Regions from separate parts of the Homo sapiens genome. Here region 2 is linked to region 1. Evidence: read pairs that join two places in POLR2A ChIA-PET (ENCODE). Cell type or tissue: HepG2. All regions are shown on one strand. Each heading gives the region's core, and the rest is flanking DNA. Links, peaks and the distances in the headings are about the cores only.

Evidence for each region. Peaks named below come from ENCODE experiments on the same cell type or tissue, not always from the same donor. Only the 100,000 strongest peaks of a DNase experiment are listed, where the experiment ranks them.
Region 2: POLR2A ChIA-PET joins it to region 1 with 10 read pairs; 4 of 35 experiments call an interaction of 5 or more read pairs at or near these places.

Annotation. Positions count from the first base shown.
Region 1 is chr20:22,576,804-22,579,708 of GRCh38, forward strand. LINC00261 (long intergenic non-protein coding RNA 261) reads right to left here and starts at 1,839. Exons shown (of 4, transcript NR_001558.3): 1 at 1,707-1,839. RefSeq lists enhancers at 686-1,641, 1,642-2,597, 2,598-2,905. In HepG2, for the core only: no CTCF peak of the experiment used is centred there; DNase peaks (open chromatin) are centred at 528, 1,108 and 1,868; H3K4me3 peaks cover 1,952 bases.
Region 2 is chr20:22,470,324-22,473,228 of GRCh38, forward strand. LOC105372563 (a long non-coding RNA gene) reads right to left here and starts at 1,215. Exons shown (of 3, transcript XR_001754711.1): 1 at 1,057-1,215. In HepG2, for the core only: a CTCF peak has its summit at 2,225; DNase peaks (open chromatin) are centred at 358, 1,298 and 2,228.

The DNA.
Region 1 (2,905 bases), core at 314-2,813:
CCATTTGGAAGATTACATCTCTTCAGCGAGGGTCTTTCTTTCAAAACTCGCACTGAATTAAGGGTCATGGCTACTCCGTACCCGGCTCTCAAAGGCACGGCACCTTTGAATTAGGTTGCGGAGTGGCCTGGGCGAGGGGACCCGGGGCCATCAAAGGCCCGAGGGAAGGCCGTGGGGCGACACCCGTCTAATGACAAGTAATTGAAGGATTCGACGCCGCGCATTACCAGCGGAACGGGAGGCATTAATTATTTAAAAACGATTAGCCTTGCCGTGTGTCCTGCAGGCGTCCCATCATGTTCAGCGAAGATAACCAGCCACCCGAGGCGAGCCGGGGCTCGGAGGGCGGCGGGCGCGCTCCCCAGCAGGCTTCGGGTGCGGTGGACACGGGCGCACAGCCCAAGGCACCAGGGAAGGAGAGGAGGGGCCACCAAGGGTCCCCACACAGGAAGGTGACTACATAACACTGACCCTGCTGAACAACGAAACAGATTTCTGCCCACTTGGGTTCGAAGTCTGGTGACTGCGGCGCAGATGGGAAAAGCTTTCCGGTCGGGGGTGGTGGGCAATTTCCATGTGCCAGTTCCCTGTCGCATCAGACCAAAGACCCAAAGTAACCCAGCCAGGCACGGGCCTCTCACAGTGCCTGCTACCCAGGCGTTTAAAGAAAAGACCCCAGAGAGAATGTGGATCTGGCGTGGGGGCAGGGATTGGGGGGGGGCGCTGGTAGACACCTGGGGAAATACAACTTTATGAGGTTTCAAGGGGCAGCAGCAGAACTACTATTTTTCCGAGGTCCACGCCTTTCCGCAGGCGGCGGAAAGACGCGGCTGGTTCTGTTGGGTCCTACAAACTCGCGTCCTCCGGAATTCCCGAGGGCAAGCCCGGCACGCGCGAGCGTGCTCCTGCCCGTGGAAGGGGGGAAATCGGCGACTGGGTTGCAGGGAGAATGCGATGATAAATGGCCCTGCGTCTGCTTTCTGACTTTCTCTCCTGGACCCAGCTCGTAACCCCAGAGGCTCCCCAACCTGCCTGCCGCCAAGCACGGCTGTGCGCAAAAGGCCACCAGCCGCTTCCTGCAGCCAGAGCTAAGGTTCACTCGCCTCTTAGAAAGGCGCGGCCCCTCCCCTGCTGCTGCTTGATGACGATCCCCATCGTCTCCTCGGCCTGCCTGTGTCCGAGAAAGAGTTGAGACTGGACTCGAACCCCTGCGCGCCAAGGGGAGGGCGTCACCATGCTCCGGCCTCAGCCTCTTCAAACTCCCATGCACCACGCACATCATTTTCTGCTGACCCCCACACTAGATTCTGGGGCCAAGGGGGTTCCCCACACCCCACCCTCCACTGTTCTCTGGAAACATGCTGCTCTCAGATCGAATCCCCAGACCCGAGCCGCTCGAGGGGCCTGTGTGGCTTCCTCGGGGCCCTACCAAACTCCTCTAACTGAGCTCAGAGCCTAAGCGGTCTGAGTTTGCAACTCTACGACCCCTCATCCTTCCAAGTCATGCACTTTCCGAACCCCCTGCAAAAAAACCCAACGCCTTGAGTCTCAGTTGGCTGAGCTTACCACCAGCCAAGCCCGCCCGGGCGTCCGAGCCCTGGAAGGGAGAAGGACTGGCTGGGGGAGGGGCGGTGAGCGGACAGGAGTGGGGTGCGGACGCTGAGGAGGGGAGCCGGGCGCGGTCCCCGGGTGGGCGCGCTCCCTACCTGCGGCGGCCGGCGGGCCGGCTGGCGGGCGGGCTGCGGAGCGTCCAGCTCGCGGAGGGAGGAGGCCGACTGCTCCGAGCCGAGGCATCCCCGCATTTATTTGAGCTCAAACCAAGCGACTGTTGACTTTAGCACACAAAGCAAAGATTTCACTGCCCGCTAGTTTAAAAATGAATATTTTACCAAGATATCGATCAGCGTTATAAAATTCAGTTAAGTACAATGGGATCCTGGCAAAAAAAAAAAAAAAAGAATAATAAAGGAGGGGGGAGGCAATATAATATCTGTGCAAATTTGCTGAAGTGTGACGTGGCATGGAAAGTTTACCCTCCTGGAATTCGGATCTAGAATGTTTTTTTCGGTTGTTTACAGACTTTGTTTATTCACAGATCATGGTTGCTTAAACCGGCGCGCGGAAAGCGTGGGGAAAAAAGGAAAAAAAGGAGGGGGGAGAGTCTCTGCACCCCACAATGAGTAGAGTTGGGGAAAGCGCGCAGTGGCGATTTGTGAGCTCGTTATCTCGGAACCCGGGCTAGGGGAGGGATTTAAGCGGGAGGGGGGCGTGAAAGACACAAGAAGCACAGAAAAGCCTCCGAAAGCGCCTGCTCCCCGACATCCTTTTTATGTATTCGGACAGAACTATATCTTATCGGCCGGGATCAGTGAAGGGGGGCGCGCTAAGTAGTTTAAAACGACCCTCGCACAATGGGCGTGCCATACGAAACATAGCAGGTTAGGGCAGCGCTTTCAGCCTCCATTGTCCCCCACTCGGCCCCCGGCCCTGCCTCTCGGCTCCTTCGCCACGGGAGCCTTTTATGTGATAATGAAACACATTTCAGGCCGGGCTCACGACGTGTGTGTCCTTGCTAGGAGGAGAGACGGCCTGATTGCTGGCTGTGGCCTCCGGATCCCCCCCTCCCCAATTTCTCTTCCTTGTGTTCTTCGGGACAATGTGGCATGTTAAGAAAGGGATTTGGTGGCGGGAGGGGGGCAGTGGCGGGTGGGAGGCGGAGGCGATGCCAAACCCCCCTCAAGCGCGTGGGAAGGCCAGGCTTGTTGGGGAAGGCGGCGGGGTGGGGGATGGGGTGGCAGAGACCCCAGCAAGGTAGCACTCAAAGACAGTCTCCAGGTCTGGGGCGTAGCTGGAACACTCCAGGTTAGGATGGTCAAGAAGCCCAAAGATCTAATCTTGAAAAAAG
Region 2 (2,905 bases), core at 202-2,701, 110 kb before region 1:
TTTCCTTTTTTCTTTTGTCGTGGTTATATAGAATTGAATATTTATAATGAAATAGACCTGCTGACTGGGTCACAGTGATAAAAGATGCTGAATGCTTCTGGTTCCAAGTAGTTGCAGTTGATGAATGAATCCCAGGTCCTAGCAACTGTGCTTAAAGGGATACACCTGCTTACAGGTGGTTAAGGGGAGATCTATTTCTATACATGGGACTGCCATAAATCAGAAGGAGATCAAAACATTTAAAGCCAACCAAGCAGGCAACATTTTTTGAGTAATTGAGGCTTGTTTTAGAAAACAAAAAATGTCTGTGTTAGTCCTTGTCTGTCAAACATTATTCTCTGTTTGATTAAGCTATACAAACAGCAGGACTCTGATGTAAGCAAGATTTTTTCTTTTTGTATGCTGTACATAAATGTCTTTAATCTTTTGAGTTAGGAATTTATTGGTGGAGTCTTCATGAGTAAATCCAGCAAATCTCTGAAATAATTTTCCCTCCAAAAGGAAATAGAGCAGGGAGGAGGCAGAGAAGGGTCAGTGAAACTCAACCCAAAAACAAAACAAAACACATTTTCCTGGAACAACAAAGTAGGTAAGAGTCCAGCTGACTTTTAGCCAGCTTAAGTCTGGGGTCTGGGTGAATGTGCCTTGGGTCAGGTGACGATAAAGGGACTTCAGACCAACTTACCAGCTGCAAATGAAAGTTCTTTCTTGGGATTTCAACAATAAACCAAACAAACCCACAGCACCATCCCCAAGTCTGCTATTCCAACTCCAGGAAAAGATTCCACACAGAAGGTCTGCAGAAGACAGTTGGACCTGGAATGGTTCTTCTTATTTTAACAAAAAGAGTGAAATGTGGATGCTTAAAATACACAAAAGGTTTGAATCTTGACTCCTGTGAGTCTTGACATTTGCATTTTATTCTGGGAATTTTCAAAGGATAACTGTGAGTCGTTAATCAAAGGACTTTTAGACATTGGGTGCATTTGTTTGCCATGGCTGTGTAACAAATTCTACAAACTGGGTGGGTTAAAGCACGAAAATTTTATGTCTCACAGTTTCAGAGGCTGAAGTCTGAGATGTAGGTGTTGCAGGGTGGGTTCCTTCTAAGAACCCACTCCATGCCTCCCCCCAGCTTCTGGTGTTTTGCTGGCAATCTCGGACTTTCCTGGGCTTGTAGACCCATCAGCCCGGCCTCTGCCCACGGTTGCACATGGCGTCCTCCCTGCATGTTGTCACCTTGGAGTGGGCCTACCCTATTCCATTATGACATCATCTTAAGTAAACACATCTGCAACGACATAAGGTCCTCTTTCCACATAAGGTCACATTCTGAGGTACCAGGGTTATGCCTTCAACATTTAGAAGTGGAGTGGGGCACAGTTCAGCCCACAACCATGGGTGTGGTAGTGTGTTTGTATGTGTGCGCAGCCACCCTCACCCTTTCTCCACCCCGCCTCCTCAGAGATGCCACACCCACTTCTCAGACTCCACTCTTCTCTCCCAGGAAGCCTGCTAGCACCCAGCCCGCCCCACCCCACAGACAAACACACACACCAGATACACACCACACACACACATCTCCACCACAGCACACCCGTGCACACATGCATCACACTACACACACATCACTAATACTACACACACAACCTGCACAACACATGCACACCACACTACCACATACATACCATACACACCACCACACACACATACACCACCACACACATACCATATACACCACCACACACACCACCACACACATGCAGAAACACATACCAAGCTCCCTTCTATGTGTTTTCGTAGTGTTTTAATTATAGCTCTATTGTAAGTCACCAAATTAAACGTTTATTATAGTTATTTATATTTCCTGCCAACTTCTTCTAATTTGGTCATTTAAGCAGCTGCTATGTCTGGTTAATTTTTGTTTCCCACAAACAAATCGGTGTCACATGCACAGTAGTCTCAATGAACATTAGGTGAATTAAACCGATTACAATGAAATGAGCGTTAATCTAACAGGCACAGAAAAGAGAATGAGTAACTGCACGGCAGTGGGAGCGTCAAGGCCAGGTTGGGGGTGGTGAGCTGCGCGTTTTCTCCCAAACTCCATGATGACAGTGGCTCGGCACCTCACCCCCTGTGCATAGGGATTGTAGTGTAAGCCTAGCTTCAGAGCCATTGCAGCAGGATGTAAGGTCCCCTCTGATGACAGCATTAAAGGACCCTGACCCGTAGGGGGAGTTCACCCACACTGAGGAGAGGCCGGGGCCACACTGCTAAGGGCCAGGCAAGACAGACCAAGGACTTGAATTCCACAGGAAGGGCACGGGGAACCACTACACGTCTTCCCGCGAGCTGAGGTACAATATGACTGAAGCTGCACTTTAATAATGGACCATTAGGCAAATTTATGTGCAAAAATCTCCACATTTTGCAAACAAGGCAGGTATGCGTTGTCTGGTTCATCGGAAATTCCATGCACAACTTGATGCGCTCACAAATTCGCAATTCAGAATTAATTGGTTTTAGGCCATGCATTTAGGTCAGATCACCCAGACATTCCATTTCATGTGGTGAAAAGAAATTAAGTCAATTTTCCCCCCGCCAGACCCTCGGCTCTCATCTCGCAGGCCTGGCGTGCGTCCCTCTGCTCGCACGGGGAGGAAGACAACCTTTAAAGGCATTCTCATTATTTCTCAGGGAGATGTCATTAAGTACTGTAAACATGTCCTGAATGAGTCCGTGTCACAAAGACGGCAAAGTGTTTATAGAATAAAAACCTATAAGCACCAAAATGAGATAAAATGGGGGAGGGGGAGAGAAAGAGGGAAAGAGAGATTTTTTTTAAAAAAAAAAAGGAAAAGGAAATGTCTTCCTGACCAAGTTCAGCTAAGGTGTGGACTAT